3 separate regions of the Homo sapiens genome follow, and all the other regions are linked to region 3. Evidence: read pairs that join two places in POLR2A ChIA-PET (ENCODE). Cell type or tissue: HepG2. All regions are shown on one strand. Each heading gives the region's core, and the rest is flanking DNA. Links, peaks and the distances in the headings are about the cores only.

Evidence for each region. Peaks named below come from ENCODE experiments on the same cell type or tissue, not always from the same donor. Only the 100,000 strongest peaks of a DNase experiment are listed, where the experiment ranks them.
Region 1: POLR2A ChIA-PET joins it to region 3 with 39 read pairs; 4 of 35 experiments call an interaction of 5 or more read pairs at or near these places.
Region 2: POLR2A ChIA-PET joins it to region 3 with 13 read pairs; 3 of 35 experiments call an interaction of 5 or more read pairs at or near these places.

Annotation. Positions count from the first base shown.
Region 1 is chr6:1,051,395-1,058,803 of GRCh38, forward strand. All of the region lies in intron 1 of LINC01622 (long intergenic non-protein coding RNA 1622), which reads right to left. Among named protein-coding and RNA genes, the nearest start is that of LINC01622, 46 kb to the right of the region's middle. In HepG2, for the core only: no CTCF peak of the experiment used is centred there; DNase peaks (open chromatin) are centred at 3,797, 4,477, 4,847 and 5,287; H3K4me3 peaks cover 2,156 bases.
Region 2 is chr6:833,738-841,146 of GRCh38, forward strand. No RefSeq gene overlaps it. Among named protein-coding and RNA genes, the nearest start is that of EXOC2, 140 kb to the left of the region's middle. RefSeq lists an enhancer at 5,416-5,965. In HepG2, for the core only: no CTCF peak of the experiment used is centred there; a DNase peak (open chromatin) is centred at 3,864; H3K27me3 peaks cover 418 bases.
Region 3 is chr6:1,321,652-1,329,060 of GRCh38, forward strand. FOXF2-DT (FOXF2 divergent transcript) reads right to left here. Exons shown (of 3, transcript NR_187218.1): 2 at 3,102-3,276; 3 at 1,824-2,557. Among named protein-coding and RNA genes, the nearest start is that of FOXQ1, 13 kb to the left of the region's middle. In HepG2, for the core only: no CTCF peak of the experiment used is centred there; DNase peaks (open chromatin) are centred at 3,470, 4,130 and 5,140; H3K4me3 peaks cover 577 bases.

The DNA.
Region 1 (7,409 bases), core at 1,441-6,440, 270 kb before region 3:
TATAGTTATGAAGGCTAATAAGTCCAAGGTCGAGAGGCTGTATATGGGGCTCCAGAGCCTTCTTGCTGGTGGGGCCTCTCTGCAGAGTCCTGGGGCAATGCAGAGCATCACATGGTGAGGGGGCTGAGCATGCTAGCCAGATCTTCCTCTTCTTATAAAGCTGCCAGTCCCACTCCGAGGATAACCCATTAATCTATTAATCCAGTCATCCATGAATGGATTAATTCATTCATCAGGGAAGAGCCTTCCTGAAAGATCTCAACTCTCAATATTGCCATGTTGGGGATTAAATTTTAACACGAGTTTTGAAGGGGACAGACATTCAAACCATAGCAGTTCTTATTGGCTGACATTAACTGTAACAACTTCCATTGGCTTTGCTGCTGGATTCATAATGCTTGCCCTTGAAAATACCCAGTGATTTTAGCCTGTCCAAGAGGGCCTCATCAATAGCCATGAAGGGCCCCTAGTGCTCTTCTAACCCATTTTCTTCTTACTGAGGTCTGCATTCGTCTGTTGGATCTGCCATAACGAAATCCACAAATGAGGGGGCTAAAACAACAGTCATTCATTTCTGCACAGTTCTGAAGGCTGGAAGTTCCAGAGCAAGATGTGGGCAGGATAGTTGTCTCCTGAGGCCTCTCTCCTTGGCTTGTCAATGGCTGTCTTCTCCCTGTGTCTTCACATGGTCACCCCTCAGTCTGTGTGTTGTCTTAGTCCTAATCTCTTTCTATGAGGCCATCAGCCATCACATTAGGGCCCACCCCTATGACCTCATTTTACCTTAATTACCTCATTAAGACCCTATCTCCAAGACAGCACATTCTGAGGTCCTGGGGGTCAGGACTCAATGTATGAATTTTAAGGAGAACAGAATTCAGCCCACAACAAGGTCCCTGCAGGAAGAGCTTTTGAGGGTGACCCCTTACCAAGATCTATCCTCAAGGACGACATCAATATGTGAGCCAGTAGTGTCTTCTCCCAGCGTTCCTGCAGCTGCCAGCCTTGAAGATGCAAAAGCACCCTGTGTGCTCTTTGGTCCTTCTTTGCCCGAGACACCCTGTACTCCCCACACATCCTTGGTCACTGGGTTCTGGATCTCACCACCTCTTCATGAAGATAGTACCTCTAGCTCCTCTTTCATGAGGCTCAGAGATGAGTCCCCAAGGCTTGGCTGGTGGTAGGTTTCTGTGACCTGTCCACCTGAGGGTGTATTCAGAACCACTTCTCCCTTCCTGACACTAGTTCATCTCACTGGAAAATGAGTTCATTCCCAAAAGGATCCATAGCCCCCCATCCTTCTGATGCACTTGGCATTGCCCAGTAAGCTGTGACTCCTAAACAGTGGGCTGTGTGGAATGATTTGTGCTTCTATGTTTTGCTCTTAAAAGACAACTTTCACAGAAGGCTTTTTATAGGTATGTTTTCTGTAGGCTTTTTATGGTATCTTTCTGAGATACTTTTGCTGTTGGTACTTCATAGCCTCTGTCATAAACTAGGATGGAGGCCGGGTGCGGTGGCTGATACCTGTAATCCCAGCACTTTGGGAGGCCGAGGTGGGTGGATCATGAGGTCAGGAGATCGAGACCATCCTGGCTAACATGGTGAAACCCCATCTCTACTAAAAATACAAAAAATTAGCCGGGCATGGTGGTGGGCGCCTGTAGTCCCAGCTACTTGGGAGGCTGAGGCAGGTGAATGGCGTGAACCCAGGAGGCGGAGCTTGCAGTGAGCCGAGATCGTGCCATTGCACTCCAGCCTGGGTGACAGAGTGAGACTCTGTCTGAAAAAAAAAAAAAAAAAAAAAAAAAACTAGGATGGAATTTCATGAAAGCTTTGAAAGAGGAGGGAGAAAAAGAGTGAGCAACCAAGTGACTACTTACTCTATGAGGACAGGGGCAGTGTCTGTCCTTTTCACCCATGTGTACTCAGTGCTTATCCAGTAATTGACACATAGGAAAACATCAATAACTGTGGATTGTTGAAGGCATATGTGGCAATGGTAACTAAGCACTTGAACAAGACAGAGATCCAATAACTAATTATCATTTGGAGCTTAAATCATATTCTCTGGGTATTTTTTTGAGCAAAGACATACTGGAAGTCTTAGTCCTCCACAACGGACCCCAATTTAGGTCCGAAAACTCACATAGGCATAACCATAGCCATGAACATAAACACAACCACGGACACAGACACAGACATAAACACAACCATAGCCATAACTACAGATGTACATGTAGACATAAACATAGTCATCAATGTAGGTATCAACAGCAACACAGAAGTAGACATAGACCTAGACATAGCCATAGCCACAGCCATAGACACGGCCATCAACACAGACGCAGACATCAACAGCAACGTAGACATAGACATAGTCATTAATGTAGGTATCAACAGCAACATAGACGTAGACATAGACCTAGACATGGCCATAGCCACAGCCATAGACATAGCCATCAACACAGACACAGACATCAACAGTGACGTAGACATAGCCATAGACATAGCCTAGCCACATCCATATATATAGCCATCAATACAGACGCAGACATCAATCGTGACATAGACATAGCCATAGACACAGCCATAACCAGAGACACAGACATCAACAGCAACATAGACATAGACATAGCATAGCCGTCAACATAGACATAACCATCAACATTGCCATCAACATTGACACAGACATAGCCATCAACACAGACATCAACAGTGACATAGACATAGACAAAACCATAGACATAGCCATTAACATCGACATCTACACTGATATCGACGTAGACAAAACCATAGACATAGACATAAAGGTAGCCATAGCCATAGAGGCAGACATAAATATAGACGTAATCATAGACACAGCAGATGTAGCCGTAGACACAGCCATAACTGCAGCCATACCCACAGACACAGACATGCACATATTCATATCAGTAGTTCTTTGTCTTCTGTGGACACTGCTCAAGCAAAAGAAATTTGGAAACAGGAAATTCTACTCACTAAGAGTGTTTCTGTCCCATTTCTAGCATCTTCTCAGCCACATAGTACAGTGTGTGCACCATGGTTTCATAGTGTTCTGGATGCTGCTGGGGAAGTAGTGACTATCCCCCTTCAGCACACCCATGGCACAGTACACATCCTGGATTCTGCAAGCCATATCTGGCACTGTTGCCACTTCATCAGTTCATATTGTGGGAGGAATTAAGATGTGAGCCACCGCGCCCGGCCAATCATGACACTTTTGACGTGTTAAGTCAGATAATATTTTGTTGTGGGAAGCTGTTCTGTGTATTGTAGGCTACTTAGAAACACCCCTGGTCTCCACCCACCGCTGAGGGCCAGGGACCCCCTTCCCCTTGTGGTGACAATGGAAAGCATCTCCGACTTTGGCAAATGTTCATCACCTCCTCCCTCCCCAGACACCGGTTGACAACCAGTGGCCCAGCACACAGGGAACAGAGTGGGGAATAGATATGGGAAAGGAATTTCTAGAAATCTCCAGGAGCTCACCACTGTGGCAGCAGGGATGAGGAAATACATCAAAAGGTGATCTAAGTGGGAATTAATTTGATCTTGGCTTCCAACAGCTCCCCTTCCCCATCTTCCTGCCTCCTCCACCCCCACCGGCTATGCACATTCTTTTCTCTTTCACTGAACCTGTTCCAGTATCTGTGCAATCCTCCAGATCAAATTCATTTGCCTTTGACAATTGCCCCTTTGATTCCATGTGGAGGGGGAGGGTGGGCTGTCCCGTCCTGCGGTGAGAGGCTCCTTTCGGTTCCCTGTGATCTCCCTAGGTGTATAGATTGCAAAACTCAGGTATAGACAAGGAGCTTAGACAATAGACAGACTCATTAGGGAGCCCTTTGAAGTGAGCAAACAAGGCAGTGGCAGACGCCTCCTCTTCCCCTTTCTCCCTCTCTCTTTCTTCCCGTCCTTCATTCCAGATGCCCATGGTGGGAACTGGCAAAGCAAAGATCGAAAAGGATGGAATGAGGAAAGAAGTGAGTCTTTAGAGGAGATGTGGAAGCTCCCCGTTGCCTCCTCTCCTCACTGGGCAGTGAGCCCAGGAGGCAGCACCCTGCACGGTCACCTGAGACTGGACCTGAGGCTGGGGGAGGCACTTCTGAGGCCAGACCTGGTGTTACTGTGGGGGCTGCAGGGGATGGGTGCTGGGGTGCAGATGACAAGCAGGCTAGATGGACGTAAAGGCATGGCCTGAAACGTGTCGGAGGGAACAACTCTTCTCTACTCCAAACTTCCTTTCCACATGTGGGTGAGAAAAGTCCACTTAAAATCTCCAGCCCCTGCCTTTCCTCTCTATCCTCGGAAATCTGTCCATGCTCCAGGCCACGAGTACCCATCCCAGCGGGGGAATAAGACCTACCTATCCCCTGTGATTCCTGACTTCATGCCACTGCCCTGGAGAATAGCACAGGCTAAAGGTGCATTTGCATACGGAATAAATGCAAGGAGGCTGCTGCTTTGACCTTGCCTTATTCAACACAGAGACTGGAGGCTATCCTAAAAGAGCTAAGGCCAGCATGAGAACAAATGAACCACAGGGCATCTACTGTCAACTGGAGAAGACCCGTGAAAGCAATATTTCTAAAACAGCATGATAGCAGCTTTGAAAATCAAAGCAGGAGGACTTCCTGGGACTTCATGGAAAGAACCATAACATCTAGCAGGTCCCACTTCATGGAAGTCTTTGGCGGGGGGAGTGTCACCTCTGAAGTATCTTCAAGTCTTTGGACTTTGCACTGTGCACAGCAAGTTTTCTTGCTGGAGAGAAACCAAGCCCTTCACTGACACTACTTTCAGTGTTCACAACGCACTCCAGGGGAGGGGCTGTCAATCAGGCTTCGGGGTAAGTGACCTCACTCGGGCCAGTTAGAAAGTCAGTGGCACATCTGGAAGCAGAAGACTCCACAGCCGGCCGGACGAGGTGGCTCAAGCCTGTAATCCCAGCACTTTGGGAGGCCGAGGCAGGCAGATGACGAGGTCAGGAGATTGAGACCATCCTGGCTAACACAGTGAAACCCCGTCTCTACTAAAAATACAAAAAATTAGCCGGGCGTGGTGGCAGATGCCTGTAGTCCCAGCTATTCAGGAGGCTGAGGCAGGAGAATGGCGTGAACCCGGGAGGCGGAGCTTGCTGTGAGCCGTGATCCTGCCACTGCACTCCAGCCTGGGTGACAGAGCGAGACTCCATCTCAGAAAAAAAAAAAAAAAGGCTCCACAGCCCTGGGTGTCCTCATCTGGTGTCTGGGAGACAGTGAGCACCGCCTATCTGGGACACTGAGCCACCGGCAGCCTTGACAGAGCCAGGACATGCGGCCCCACACAGGGCAAACACAAGGAGTCGGTGTGCTGGCCCCTGGCTCCGGCCCCTCCGGGAGCTGCCAGAGACCCTGTGTTAGCTCTGTGCTATCTTCCAGGGGGCACACCAGATTCCACAACAACCCCCATCCTTTAAATAATATGGTCTCTCCTTTTATGAGCAAATTGCAAACTGTTTATCATGAGATTTTTTGAAGTATGACTTTTGTTATAAAAGATTAGAGAGTTTTTGCTGAGAAATAGAAGAAAACAAAAGAAAATAAACTATAGTCCCACACGGTTATGCAAAGATAACACAAAAGAAAATAAACTATAGTCCCACACTGTTATACAAAGATGACTATTGCTAACATTTTGTTTATATTCACCCAGTCTGTTCTTTGCAGGATGTACTTTTTTTGGGAGAGTTGATGTCTCCCTATGTTGTCCAGGCTGGTCTTGAACTCCTGGCCTCAAATGACCCTTCACTTTGGCCTCTCAAAGTACTGGGATTACAGGCCTGGCCAAGATGTACATTTTTAAAGATAAGCTATTTATCACTCTTCATTAATTTTCCCCAAATGCTTTTGCTTTTTGGAAGGTGTCACACATGTGTCACACACGTGATATGCAAGTGTGTCTTACTGCAATGGTTCTCCATGGTTTTCGATGGGCATTGTACTCACCTATGGAGGTTTTGAAAATATGGATGCCTGGGTTCTGACCCCAGAAGCCCTTTTCTTTTTAATTGGTTTGGGTGTGGTCTGAAAATCTGGATATTTAAACTATCTCCAGTTAATTACACTGTGCAACCCGTGTTGAAAATCTGCTCCTGGGTCTTCCTGCTAATGCCCTTTTCTGGCAAGCGCCAGCCTATCTGGGCCAGCGTCAGCCCTCCTGTGTTACACGGAGCTCACCAGAGCACAGCCTTCGCCCCAGTCCCGCTGCTGCTCCCTGCAGCTGTTGCTATCTTGCTTCCACCCAATGCTGTCCCTCAGCGCTCCCCTTCCACATCCCACCCAGTAAGGAACTACTCGCAGCGACCCCATGGCGACGTGATTTCTTTCTGCAGTGCAGACCTACTTGTTGTAGGCTCAAGGGTGGAGTTAGCAATTTAAAGAATTAAAATGTAGGTTGCCACCCATCTCAGCCTGGCATATGCTCCCATCATCCCCAGGAGGCAAGTAAAATGTATAGAAACCAGACAGCAGGTTCCAGCATCTAGACACCTGAGAACCATAAAAACGAGTCCCTGCTGGCTGTGCCGGCAGCCTCGTCTTCCTGGAGAAGATAAGAAGAGATTAAGATTGCTTTTGGAAGCACTCTAAATGCTAGGTTTATGATAAAGCTCATCTGCCACTTGCAATCAGAAAGTGCTAGTCCTGATAACAAGAGTATTAAACCTCTCCTGGCAGATTTCTGTGTCTTTTTTGAAAAACAACAAGATGGAGGTTTCTTTAATGCCTGTTCTTACCTTTCCTGTTTGTCTGGGACATGTGGATATCTTCAAAAAGCCCATACATTATCACTTGGGTATATGGGCAGCTTAAAACTATGTTTTGCAATATTTTACAGTTGTCCAATTGTCCCCAACCCCTTGTAGTTATGTCATTCTGCAGGTCTGAATGACATAACTAGAACTGATTTGAAGAAGAGTCCCAGTCATTACTGATACTGTGTTTCTTCCAACTCTTACACTCTGGGATCCCATATCCAGGGAAGAAGGCACTGTGGGGGTGAGTGCCCCAGCACGCTAGGCCTAACTGTGTTTTCCCACAGCGTGCTGGTCAGCAGACACAGAGTGTGGTGTGGCAATGACTGTATACAAAGCCTCTTGGTTTAAATAACTTCAGGCCAAAGTGTTGGCCAGGGTGAACCTGTTGACCAGGGGACACAAAGGAGGTAAACACTAAAACCTTTGGGACCCTCGTGCACTGTTGGTGGGAATGTAAAATGGTGTAGCCACTGTGGAACACAGTATGGCAGACCCACAAAAAATTAAACAAAAAATTATCCTATGACCCAGCATTTCCACTTCTGGGTGTGTACCCATAAGAATTGAAAGCAGCGTCTCAAACAGATTC
Region 2 (7,409 bases), core at 1,441-6,440, 490 kb before region 3:
GTAACATCAGTCCAATATATCTAATCATGAGGGTTTTATGCCTTTTTTAGCCTGTGTTTTAGTTGGATGCTTTCAACCCAATTACTTATGCTCTAGACCTGGAAACAATTTTTCTAAACATTTAGAATTTGTCAAAACTGGATAGGGATAGGATCTTAACAGCTCTTAACAGTTTAATAGATCTAAACTCAGAAAATTTGGAATTCAAATTGGTCTTTTAGCCTGCTGATATAGTTTGGCTGTGTTCCCACCCAAATCTCATCTTAAATTGTAGTTCTCATAATCCCCACGTCATGGGAGGGAACCTGTAGGAGGTAATTGAATCATGGGGGCGGTTACCTTCAGGCTGTTCTCGTGATAGTGAGTGATAGTGATTCTCACGAGATCTGATGTTTTTTAAAGGGGCTTTTCCCATTTTGCTCGGCAGTTCTCCTTCCTGCCACCATGTGAAGAAGGATGTGTTTGCTTCCCCTTCTGCCATGATTGTAAGATACTTGAGGCCTCCCCAGCCCTGTGGAACTGTGAGTTAATTAAACCTCTTTCTTTTATAAATTACTCCGTCTTGGGCATTTCTTCACAGGAGCATGAGAACGGACTAATACACCTCCTTCCTTCCTTCCTTCCTTCCTTCCTACCTTCCTTCCTTCCTACCTTCCTTCCTTCCTTCCTTCCTACCTTCCTTCCTTCCTTCCTTCCTTCTTCCCACCTTCCTCCCTTCCTTCCTTTCACTTTCCATCTTTCTTACCACACAGGGAACCCTGCAAATGAGGCCTTATGCAAGGTGACAACCACTGTGACACACCTGTTCTGAGTGTTTGTCAGCAATGAGAAGGAATGACTCTGGACAGACTTGAGAGGCTTTTGTTCTCATGGGACTCCACAAAGATTGGTCTCCATAGTTCTCATTTTTAAAAAATGAATTAGTTTAAAGTTCACTGACTTGTCTTCATGGTAATATGTTAATGGGGATTTACTTGGAATTCATTCTAGATTCCCCACCTCCCCCATTCCTTCGAATACTTTATTATTGAAAGACATTTGTGCCTTGGGTGTCTGAGTAAACCCTTATCAAAGGGGCTAAGCTTTATTCCTGACCACACTGCAGAGCAGAAATAATCTCCATGTATTAATCACCTCAAGATCTTTAGGTGTAAAGTTTCATTTGAAGGATTTTGCAGGGATATTATATGCATGGTGAATGTTCCACTGGTAATTCTGGCCTAATTTTAGGGTTTTACAGTTGCTTTTGGTTATGCATGTTACTAAATTTACAAAATCTTTCATCTATTGCAAAATCCCAGGATGATTCTCACACAGAGGAAACTTTCTGACAAGTAAACATTTGAATGTGAGCCACTGGTAAGGCAATACTTCAAAAGAAAATCATTTGTCGTAGCTGACTTTTTTTTTTTTTTTTGGTCAAGATCAAACTGAGAAAATCTCCTTGAAGCTTGTAGGCTGGTCTGTGTCATGCAGCCTGGGTGTTGGAGGGCCTCCACCACCCCCCGCATCTGTGTTTACTGTCATTTCACCACCACTGGGTCAAATTGTAAGGAAAAATAAAACTTACATTAAGTAATGTTGTAAATACAAATAAAATCCATATAAAAATATGGACAGTGGGGATAAAAAGGTAAATATAAAGCAATGTAGGCAACTTCCCATTCATTGCAGCAAATAAGACCCATAACAGCATTTAGAAAATTTGCTAGATAGGAAAAGCAATTGCAAATTTCATGGGAATATTCAGGAGGAATAGTGGGAAGGCCAAACAAAAGCACTGTAGAAAAGAGGAGAGAGAGACACACACAGGAGACACCAAGATGAGTAGAATCTATGCTTGGCATTCAAGGAGCCCAGGGCCATCACTCAGCGGCTGCTAGACACACGCAGAGACAGGCCAAGGACACTAATCTCTGAGATTTGGTTGACTATGTTTAGACCTGGTCTCAGTTGTTATTTTAGTGGTTTATATGTCTTAAAATAGCAGTCTTTTAACTTTCCTCTTTAAATGTCAAGCTTGACTACTGCAGCTTCATTTCAAGGATCCCTTGTTGGGTGAATCAAAAATGTTTTAAAAAAGTCTTTCCCTTTTGAGCTGATTTTGTGAATATTCTCACATACTCTTGGGATTTTGGTTTCACCCCAGTTTTCTAATGACAGACATGTTGTAGGATTCTGCCCACACCCCCAGTGTGGGCTGACCTCTACAACCTGAACAATGACTCATCTAGGCTTTTCAAATATTAAACTAGCTTGTAAATCCTCTCTATGCCTAATGCCTCCACCAGCTCCTTGTCTGTGCCTTCACAAGTCATTAAAACTGTAAAGACATGAATTCTTGTTTTCTATGACCTGAAAGGATTCTACAGCACTAGCTATAGTTTCTAGCTATAACTTTCCACGCTGGCAAAGAGGTAGACAGTAACCATTTTATGAAAGGGGAACTAATGCTTTACAAAATGATTACTGTTTACTTCTTTGTCAGTTAACAGTATTATTAGGATATGTATTCAGGTAAAAATCTGCACTCCAAGCCCAGCCAGTCCATATTTGGCCCATCAATATTGCTGGAGCAAGCTTTTAACATGGCAACATATCCCACTGAAACACATGCATGGACTCTATTTAGGGAAGTTTTGTGAACTTCACCTGGACTCTCCCAGTTGCTAATAATATTGTCAGCTCATGGTGAATCACCCAGTACTCTCTCTCCCCTTGCTTGGCCCTCCCTTGGTCCTCCCCTCCCTGCCTTTACACACTGGCTGCTTATTTGTGTGCTGGGCAGACAAAGTCAAAAAGGACAGACACAGTCCCTGCCTTTAAAAAGCGATGGGAAGAGAAAGGGAGCATTGCCACACTGAGGAAAGGAAGCATTGCCACACCCACCATGGGGCCCACGCTGGGTGGGGAAAAGTTCAGGAGAGCTTCCTGGAAGAGGTGACATTGGAGTAGCATTTAGAAGGATGCACTAATCCCATGAATAAAGCCAAGAAAGGGCATTTCTGGACAAGAGAATGGCATGGAAGTGCAAAGCACTAAGAGGAAGGAAAGGACAAAAGATTACAAACTGCAAAGAGCTGCATGAGCTATTTTGCCTATGGCAGCTCCACTGGGTGGGCATTCACCTACCGTTGCTTGGGATATGGGGTTTGGTTTTTGCGTGGTGATGCGTGCCAGAGATGAAAGGGGTTTCCAGGGTCTTTGCTCTTAGTCTCGGGTGAACTGCCTTGTATCAGTACTGTCCTCTCTTCATAAGCATTCCTTGGGCTGAAACAACCTTGGCTTCTGGTCTCAGGAGCCTTTTCTCCTGGTGCAAAAGCCCCAGGCTACCTGGTTACAGCATCAGGATTAGATTGGCTGGTTTTACTGCAGCAGTGCTTAAGTAAATCCGAATGTAGGAAAATCACTGTTTTAAAGCAATGTAGTTTGATCAGTTAGAACGACACTGATCTTTTCCTTGTATGAACTTAGAATCTGATCTGTAAGATTCTATTCATTTTATGCATCTTTTTCAGGGTCAGTATTCACTCCTTCAACAGCTCATGAGCATTATAAAGAAAAATAACCTTCTTTTAGATGCTTTAACACAGTTTCCCAAACTTGCAACATAAGAATCACTTGGGATGCTTGTTACTTAGACAGATGACTGGGGCTTTCCCCTGGGAATTCTGATTTAATAGGTCTGGGGGTGGGCTCTGGGAACTTTTATTTATTTTTTAATAAGTATGCTAGGCAGTTCTTATTGTCAGGCTAGTTTGGAAAACACAGTGCACTTAGCCCGTGTTTTACTGGATATTAGGCAATAAACAAATACGTCTACTTACACCAGGCAAAGTATGCATGATGACATTGATGATGTACATTTCGCAGGTCAGGAAACTAAAGCTCAAAGGTAAGTGACTCACATAAGAGCACACTACTGGTAACAGAATGACCTGTCATCAAATCCAGAGCCTCTGGGTTCTGTTACATTACAGTCCAAATGATGGACGTTAAAATTGTAAGATCTGATTGAGGTTTATGTCAGGACTTGTAAAATTAACTTTTTTAAATTGGGCTTTATTTTAGGTTGTACTAGTTCAGTTATACATGGCTTTTAATGTAGTGATTTTATGGGGGAAAAGTTGTTTAGAGCAAGCCAAGCTAAATTTAGTTTGTTGCCATTTGAATTTATTAATTCAGAGATAGCTAACTCAGTTAAAATAGTTTTCTTTTCAAAGAAGGCTATATATTGTTTAAAACGTTAAGAGACCTAAGGTATGTAAATGTGTTTGTTTCTTTTCAAAATAAAGCAAACCAAAAGTAAATAAGTAAAACAAATCAGCTCACAAAAGTATATACTAGAGAATTATTTATGTCATTCAAATTAGTTTCTGTCCATAGTTATATTCTACAAACCCATTCTTTCTGATATTTGCTAATTAATACCAAATATTTAATTTACCTTAATTCATGATTCCTTCAGAACCAAATTGAAATTTGCCTTGGAGTTATTTATCAGAAAACAATTTGCTTAGCATATTGGTAGCATAAAGAGCTTCAAAAAAGATGTATAGATATATATATATATTTTCAATTTCTTCTGTAGAAACAGTTGCATGGCAAGTCAAAACACTGAGACAATGGGGACTGCAGCAGAGAAAGAGTTTAATAATCTTAGGACAGCTGAACAAAGAGATGGGAGGAAACCTCAAATCCACTTCTCCAAGGAATTCGGGGCTAGGGATTTTAAGGAGTTTGGAATGGACCAAGGTGTGGGGATTGTTGACTGGTCAAAGAGAGCAGGGTGAAGTCATGGGATGTGGGGATTGTTGACTGGTCAAAGAGAGCAGGGTGAAGTTATGGGATGAGGGGATGAAGAAACTGCCTTCTCATGCTGATTTGGTTCCTCATGGGGATTTTCACTCTGGTTGGCATCAGCAATTCCCAGTGGAATTCAGGGTCTGAAGAACATCTTAAGTAAATCTGAAGCAAAAGCCTTATGATTCCAATGTCAGACACGATTCCTATATAGGAACAATGAGGATGTAAATGGTCAGCATTGAGTGACCTTTAGCTACAACAAAGTGGACCAAAGTGCAGCCCGATGATGATTAATTATAATTATATTTCTGTCCAGAACCCAGTACGTAATTCTTGTTAACCCTGTGAGAACAATTTCACAAATAGTTGATTACAAATTGCTCTTTAGTGAAGACCCTGCAGAGCCTCTGCTTAGCAGCTGATGCTACGTACTTAAATATATTAAAATGACTTTTACAGTAAATAAAGGAATTATTTAACATATTACATGACACTTTATGATGTATTCACTGTGACTTATTATATGTATTTCTCTCTGATTAATTCAATGTAGAATAGTTTCACTAAGCTCTTCAGTAGAAGAGATCGCTTCCTAAACATGCAGCATGTTTCAGTCATGTGTGAAGCAGCTTTGGCTTTTTTAGATTAATTAGGGAAAGATGTGATTACAATAGTCATAGTTGTAGCTGCATTTATGCATGTACATAAATGCATTTACTCAGTTATTAACCCAATAAGCAGTTATTTAGTAGATTCTTTGCTAGGCCCTTGGGAGACAGAGAGAAGCAAGTTGCTGACCTTACATTCCAGGAGCTCAAAGTCTTCTAGCAGAGCCAGACAGGAACCCCACCATCACTCCACAGTGGGAAACCTCTGTGATGCGTATGCCCAGGATGCTCTCAGATCAGAGAGAAAAGTCGCTCACTCAGCTCAGAAGAGTTCAAGAAGGCTTTCAGGGGAAATTATGTTTTGACAAGTAAATCAAATGTTTACTAAAAATAGAAACTTCAAAAATTATTATTCATGATGTTTTCATAATTCTCTAGTTTGAAGACACAATACTGGATTGGTGGCACAATATTCATTTAGATGTGAGGCACTGGTCTGGTTGAAAAGTCAGTTGAATTTTATTATATTTTGTATTTTTTGTCCCTCTTAGAATTATTTAAATTTTTAAGTAGTTTTTTTATAGCTGTTTTTAACTTTACAGCAAAATTTAGTGAAAGTATGGAGAGTTCCCATAAAAAAAACAGGGAAATATCTGAACAGCAGCTTCACCAAAGAAGATACACAAATGACAAGTAAGTATAGGAAAAGATGATCTACTTCATATGCCATTAGGGAATTTTAATTTAAAACAACAAGAGATACACCTACACAGCTATTATAAGGTCCAAAACACTGACAATATCAAATGTTGGCAAGGATGTGGAGCAACGGGAACTCTCATTTATGGCCCATGGGAATGCAAAATGGTACAACCACTTTGCAAAATAGTTTAGTGGTTTCTAACAAAACTGAAAGTACCCTGACTATATGATCCAGCAATCATGCTCCTTGTCATTTACCCAAATGAGTTGAAAACTTGTGTCCATGCAAAAACCCACATGTGGATGTTTATAGCTGCCCTTTATGCATAATTTTCCAAATTTGGAAGCAGTCAATATGTCCTCCAGCAGGTGAACAGATTAATAAACTGTGGCACCACCAGACAATGGAATATTATTCAGCACTAAAATCAAAATTAACTATCATGTCATGAAAAGATATGGAGGAATCAGCACATTGCTAAGTGAAATAACCCAATCTGAAAAGGCTCCAAACTGTATGATTTCAACTATGTGACATTCTGGAAAAGGCAAAACTGTGGGGAGAGTAAAAAGATTGGTAGTTTGCTCAGGACTGGGGAGGGAGGAGAAAGGAGGGCTGAACAGGATTACGGGAGATTTTCAGGGCAGTGAAACTGATCTGTATGATAGTATTAATATAATTGTGGATACATTCATTATATATTTGTCTAAACCCATAGAATGCACAACACCAAGAGTGACATCTAATGTACTTTGGGTAACAATGACGTGTCAATGTTGGCTTATGGATTGCGACAAATGCACCACTCTGGAAGATGTTTTATTGACATGCCATGTTGCCCAGGCAGGTAGGTCGAGTCTACGGGAGAAGGTAAGTGGCCGCCGTGGGAAGATTCTAGTCTGCTCAACTCATGGGCCAACTCCCCAACCCATATGACATGTTTTACTGGCATTTCTTTCGAAATTTATTACAGTTACTGCATAACTCAAATTTTTATTTTTCCTTTTTGTAAGCCATTGTTGGTTCTTACGGTGGCATATTGGTTTCATATACTTTAGAAGTCCCAGGGTTATTTAAGAATCACTGTCCTTGATTGTAGGTATTGGTAAAAGCACAATTATGTATTCTAATTAGTTACTCTTGATAGTTACTCCTACTAATGAGAGCTTCTCATTTATCTCAGAATTTCCAAAGTCAAAGTCCTGATTTTTAGTGTCTACCCTCCCAGTGTTTACATGTTTTAACTATAGGATAACTTGGTGATTTTGGACTATTTTCTGTGGCAATTTATT
Region 3 (7,409 bases), core at 1,481-6,480:
GAACAGCACAACAGTTTCCTCTTAAATAACAGACTTTATAGTTCTCTAATGAAACAATTCAATTTTTGTTATATTTAAGAAGATATTTGCTAATTCTTAATATTGTCATCAACAAATGGCCCTAATAAGTATCTTCCAAGAGGATCGTGATCAAAAACGTAAAGATGTAACTCTCCCTGGATTCAAGGACCTCTTTCAAATTGGCAAGGATTCTGATGTAATGAAATGCTGGTGGTTGTGCAATAGTTTCTGCACTGTATCTGTTCGACGTTATTAAGATGGGTGGGTGATTAGAAGCACATGCTCTTCCTGTCATTTGCCAACTTACACACAGCCTGGAAAAGAGAATTGTATCAACCTTCATTTTTGGTGAACTGCAGCCAAACATAAACATTAACATAATACCACATTTCCCTTCCCATTCCTGGACCCTCTTTGTCACTGTTTTCAGGAACAGTTTAACTTTGAAGCCTTGCCATAATTGAACCTTTGTATCATATCTGTTTGAAACCCAAAATGCTATACAATTCAACATCTTTGACATGTATTTGTTATTTCTGATCACCAATTTCTAGCCATTAAGAAAGAAGTAGAAAAGTTTTGCAACCTTTGGCTGGCTCTACCCACTGTAGTTAAATGTCTGGTCATGCTCAAAATCACAGAAGTTGCCCATTCAAAAAAAGAACTCAGAATGAAGACACTAAAGAGACCCTAGTCTAAATTCCAGCTGTGTCTCACACAGCTGGGTGACCTTAGGGAAACGGGTCATCCCTGCAAGCCTCATAAGGACGAGGGTTGGGCTGGAACATGTCTTGCACACCTCCCTCACAGTTCACACCCATGAAAACCCTCATATAATGTCAAAAATAACACGCTAATGTGTTTTTTTTTTCCCTTTTCCCTAAACTCAATCAACTTGAGATCAAGTGTGAATCTCAGGGACAAGTTTCAGTATGTCATTCTTCAACATGATTAAAGTACTTACAAACACAGCAGAATATATTGGATGCCTTAGGGTACAATGGATATATACAACTTGTCATTCTAATGGGTCATAACATGTATTTCCAATTATGTTTCCCCCAGTGTGCTCCTGACAACTTAAGTTTCTCACAAAATCCCAGCTTTGAGAATTAGAGGAGAATGCTTACTTCACAGGCAGGAGACAGAAGTTGGGCTATTTTCAAGAGATTTCATCATAAGCAAGGCATTTAGGGCTGGGTCGCATGGTGGCTCCCAGGCCGCTGCTCTGGGCTGACAGGATCAGCTCAGTCCTTTGTTTATTTAAGAACAAAGTCTAAAGGCAATTCTCAGGGTAGCAGAGTTGATATAACCTAAAAATGCAATAGCCTGGGTGCTCCCAGCACTTTGGGAGTCCAAGGTAGGAAGATCATTTGAGACTAGCAGTTCGAGACCAGCCTGGGCAACATAGTGAGATGTCTTCTCTACAAAAAAGTAACAAGAACAACAAAAAATTAGCCAGGCATGGCGGCTTGTGCTTGCAGTCCTAGCTACTTGAGAGGCTGAGGTGGGAGGATCGTTTGAGCCTAGGAGTTCAAGATGCAGTGAGCTATGGTGGTACCACTGCACTCCAGCCTGGGTGACAGAGAAAAAACTCCTGCCTCTAAAAAAATAAAGAAAAATAAAGCATAAAAATATCAATGTAATTAGCACCAAGGGCCTCAAGGCATGGGAACAAATGTATATGTGTTCATACAAATATAACATGAGAATACTAATGCTAAATGTGGAAACACTGAAAGAAGATAAATACAGCAACTAGAGAAAAGCCCTGAAAAAAATAACTCAAATAAGAATAAATATTACTATTTAACAAAGTGTATTCCAGGTAAGTTCTCAGGCCCAGGGAACGTATGAATAATAAGGGTGACCCTATCATCCCCACAGATAGACCCACCCTTACTTAAGAGAGCTGGTATTTTTCTGGGGAAGTCAACATTTGTAGGAGGCATGCTCTAGTCCTAGCACCCCGACTCCCCTGGGGAAGCCACCATCCATGGCATGCAATGTGGGGGTTGCCCTCAATTCTCCAGGACTCTGAGCCTTGAGCAGGGGGATTCAGGGGCCAAACACAAGTCAGACTGATTTGCTCCCAGGGTCCTAGTGAAATGGTCCACCAGCTTCCGCTGTGGGCCCTGGAGCTTCCTCAGCTCCTCTCCATTCTGGGGAAACTCAGTCGAGTCTTCCTTTGCTCATTTGTCCAGAGCTGTTTCTGCTGTTGGTTACCTCCTCAGGCCTGTGCAGTCAGCCAGACACAAGGCGAGGAAGCCAGCATGGTCGGCCCGCTCTTGCCCCCGTCCTCCATGAAGCCTTCTCCTCCTACTGGCCCTTTTGGCAACCTCTGTGCCCAGCTGGAGGATGGAGGGATGCAGAAGCCAGGGGCCGTGCAAAGCAGGAGCAGCCACTCTGCAGGCAGCAGCTCTCTCCCCCTCTCTGGGGGACAAACATCACGGGCTGCTGGTCCCCAATATGAATACCCTCTGAAGTCTCAGGCTGGGTAAAAGGTTACCTCCTTAGGTTGCATGTACACGACACACTGAAAAAGGCAGAAGGAACAGAAATCAGATCCGTGGTTGCTGAGGGCTATGGTGGGCACAGCTCTAAGGGGCACAGGGAACCTTGGGGTGAGGGAAATACTCTACATCCTGACGTGGCTTCAGGACTGCACACACTGGCCAAACTCAGCGCCTAGAAAGTGGAAGTTTTTGCTGCATGTGAGTTATACCTCGACAGCCCTGACCCCAAGAACCCATTCTCATAGAGTGAAGGGTAACACTTGCTGAATTGCCCAAACCAGGGCACCTTCCCAATAACAGTTTAAGTTAAAGGAGATACAGCTTTATTTGCAGCATTTCAGCTAACTGGGGCTAGTTAGGGGGGCATGTTTTCAGGGCAAAGCTAAACTTCCCAGTACCTCTTAAATCATGCACAGTATGTAGCAGCCCCTTCCCACTCTGGGCAAAGCCATCTATGGCCCTGGTGCCTGCTGCACTTCAATATGGGCATGTGTCAAGCACCAACATCTAAAAGGGGAACCACACCAGCATGAAGCTGCCTCCACCCTCCCCACATTCACTCACACTGTCTTCTTCAGCAGGTACATAGGCCGAGGAAGCAAAGGGGGACTCAGAGCCCACAGCCCATGTGGAAGAGAATGTGGCATTTCTGCAGAATCACGTGCTTCCGAAAGCCTGGATTTGTTCACAGGGTAGTTCCTGGGGGATGCTGCCAACTTTTAAGGCCTGGATGAGCACCCTGCAAGGACAAGTCCCCAGAGGGGGACCGAGATTTAACACCCACAGGACTCTGTGGCCCCCCCAAACTATCCAGCACCCTCACCTTCCCCGTGCCGGGTTTCAGAAAGCAGCTCCAATGTGAAAAAGATCGAGCACATGCAATTCCCTCTGCTCCATGACCCTTCCCTGCACCCTGATTCCATAACCACACGTGTAAGAATGCCGGGGAGATGTTGTGCAAACCAAGCACTTTTGACCCCTTGCGGCAGTTGCACACAGTCAGCAATCTGAAAAAAGATAATTATTAGTTCTCCTATTTATTAGCTGAGCCCTTTTGAGTAATAGCCTCTGGGGACATTCATACATGCAATAAAAGTCCTCATCATGGTTAAGTGCAAAATGATGTGGCCTATTCTAGATTTTTGCTGAAACAAACCCTCAAGCCCAGGTAGTTCCTCTCCCTGGAGTTGAGAAAGGCAAAGACTTTGACAAGCACCTTCTCCACTCTTGTGTGACTTCAGCATCTACTTCAGAAATATTTGTTGAGCTCATTCAGGGGGTTGAAATCAGTAGGCTAACTCAGCCAATTTGGATCCAGCAAAGATGAATCTGAGCCCATGTTTTCTAAAATGCAACCTCACGATGAGGTGTGACTGAAAAGAGCTGTCTGGCGGCCCAAGTCCCCTCTTCCATGAGCAAAGTTGAAGTGTTTCAGCTAAAAGATTGGGGCCTAGAACAAATCCTGCCCAATAAGGCTCTTTCATGAGTCACAGGAAATTAGAACTACCGTATCTTTTAGTCACAGTTGATTCAATAGAATCAAGACCCAGCCCACATGCAGGCCCAATGGCTGGCTGTTTGCACAGAGTGATTCATGAAGGGAGCCCAAATTCTCTGCCCGATAAGATCTCTCTCCACACACTTTTCTGTTTGCCTCACCGATCCCAAACCCCCACCCCAGCTCATTCTGCTGCCTGAAATATCACCCTTTGAGTCATTCTGTTGAGTTACATAATAAAAATGGGGCATAAGTTCTACAAAAAGGAAAAAAATGGGGGAAGGGGGACTGGGCGGAGAGACACAGGGAATCATTGATCCATGACAAACACAATGTTCCCTTCCTCACACCTCTGTTAATTGCAAGGTCCAAGTGGACCAGCTTGTAAGCCTTGGAAGGACTCAGTGTGAGTACTGAACACAGCTGTCCACAGACAAACACAAATGGCAGTCTGCAAAAAGAAAACCCTGCTTCAATCTTAGCATTGTATTTTCTGCACCTCACTAGCAGAGGTGTTGGGTGTGAATGAAACAATCCATGACACTTGTGGTGACCAGCAGTACCTTCAATTCATACAGCAAATGTGATGTTAAGTTCTACCACCCATAGGTCACAATCAGTTTTCCCTTCTGGGGGTCCCTCTTCCTTTGTCCCAGGATGTGAATCAATGCCAGTGTGTAGACACCCCACAACTTACAGTGGGGTCACCACCCAATAAACCCATTGCAAAGTTGAAAAATTGTAAGTTGGATCATCATAAGTCGGGGACCATCTGTGCTTAAAGAAATGTGCTTTTAAATTCCTTTGACAGATCATTTTGCTGCTGCCTACAGCTTTTCACCAAAGTTATAAAGCAAACACAGGCTTAATAAAATATGCAATCTATGTTTAGAACCCAGGCTCCAGGGGAACGGGAGCGATGCAGAGCAAACAGGTAGGATTGCAGTGAGTCGGAGAAGAGACCCCCACCCCCCGCACCCCTGCACAACCCTCCGGTCGGCTTCCTCACTCCCTCCCCTCACTTCCTCTCTCTGCCCTACTGGAGAAGGAAACACTTTGTTAGTGCTAAGCATGCCCAGTAGCCAAGGCCAGGCTTTAGCTCTAAGTCAGAAGGAATCTAAAGGATAAACAGGATCCAAGTCCTCCATTCTCTGTTCCCTGCCAGGCCAGGGAGCAGACTGGTTCAAACAGACAGCTTCCCTGACGCATCCTACTAGAGAAGCCTTGATTGTTGGATCTCCAGCAACGTTCACGCTGCCCTCCTGGAGGAGGCTCAGGGGATGCCTGCTTAGGAGCCGAAAGCCCAAGCCCTCTCAGCTGTGTCAGGATGATGATAATGGGTGCAGGTCACTCCTTTCCTTAGGAACGCTTTTAGACTTTACCACATCTCCCCTGGAGAAAAGGGTTCTCCCCTGGCCTGTCATGCAGTTATCTCCAGAGAGGCAAGGAAGGCATGGTGGGCGGGCAGGGTCACGTACCATGAAACCCAGCAGTGGGGCAGCAAAGCCACAGTATCAAGTCTTCAAAATAAGGAGCAAGAGGCGCAGGGGCAGTCCCGGCATGGGGAGAAGACAAATGACAGTCTGCAAAAAGATAACCCTGCTGCCGATCTTAGCATTTTATCTTTTTTTTTTTTTTTTTTTTTTGAGACAGAGTCCTACTCTGTTGCCCAGGCTGGAGTGCAGTGGCACGATCTCGGCTCACTGCAACCTCCACTTCCCTGGTTCAAGCAATTCCCCTGCCTCAGCCTCCCACCTCACTAGCAGAGGTGTCAGGTATGAATGAAACAATCTGTGACCCTTGTGATAGCAAGCAGTGCCATAACAAAATTGCTAAGAGAGGAGATCTTGAGTGCTGTCACCACAAGCAAATGAAATTCATACAGCAAACGTGATTTCATGGCAGCAGAGCTTCCTGGCCCTGAAGTAGAGATCAAGCCGGGCTGCACCCTCGGCTGCCAAAGGACTCCCTGCCGTGGCTTGCAGGGGGACCCGTCCGCTCAACCCCTCTCTCAGTAAAAGAGTTGGAGCACAAATTAATTTGGTAGGTGCCAGAAATAAGTAGGGGAGGAGGGAGGTGAGCCGGTGGACAGAAAGCAGTGGATACAGGGTGAGCTGTCCAGCCAGCTACTGCTGAGAGTGACTAGTGCTGAAGGCCATGAGAAAACTCTGGGAATGGTATGATACACTTGCCTGGGAATGATCCCAGCAGAGACCAGAGAGACAAGGGCGTGATTGGTTGAGAGGTCCCCGGGTTGGTAGGGGCATGTCTCAGCTGCCATGCATTGGAGCTGAGCACTTCCCGTGCCTTCAGAGAGAACCTTCTAGCAGATAGGGCAGCTGAAAGCATTTAATACTCACCCCCACCACAGTTCAGCCCTGCAGGCTCTCTGCATCCACACCAGGCCCTTTCAGTCAAGACTGGGATCCTGCAGTAGGGACAGTGATCTAGGAAATGGCCTCTGACTTGCAGCATTTGCTAAATTCCATGGTGAAAATGTACTCACAATGGCCCATCTCAAACCATCAGCAGCCAAACACTGGATGGGACATTCCTGCACATGCAACCCCTGGCTGCTGTGCCATGAGCTAGTAGGAGCCTGCTCCAGCACACCACAGAGGCTGAGATGGGGATCCCCTTGCCTTGAGGCTCAGGTGTTGAGTCACTGGCTTTGCCTGGGGACAGGGGCCTTTGGTCCCAGGGATCCTACCATGGGATCTTCAATCCAGTAACAGCTCTCGTGCCTAGAGCTGATTTCTAAAGTTAAAGATTCGAGAGTGAAGAGGCTATGTAGTTCAGTGATTAAGAGCATGGACTCTGAGGCCAGCCTGCCCACATTTGGATCCCAGCTCAACCATGTGTCATCTGTTGTAACCTTGAGCAGGTAACCTCTCTGTGCCTGTTTCCTCTCCCATAAAATGAGGATAATAATAGTAATGACCTCACAGCATTCTTGTAAAGGTTAAATGAGTGATTATATGCAAAGTTCTTGGAACAGTGCCTGACACATAGTAAGCACTACTTAAATTTAGCTGTTATTATTTAGGGATGGAAATGAACAGTTGATAAACCTGAATTCTAAGAGCATAATAAAGTTGTCTGGTTCATCCTGAAGACTCTGCATTTCTATCACCTAAAGTTACACCTAGAATTAATTCTGGGAGACAGAGGTAGACAGAGTGAGATAGAGAGAGATTAATAGTCTCCTTTATGAGAGGAACTTTTTAATGCCACAATAAATGAAGCAGGGATCATAGAAGGGCAGGTCTCCCATATTTGAGGGTTTGTACAGCACCAGGCTCAGGTTAAAGATTGATTTGTTCTTTATTTTATATATGATTGTATACAAAGTGATGATTTGATATGCATGCATT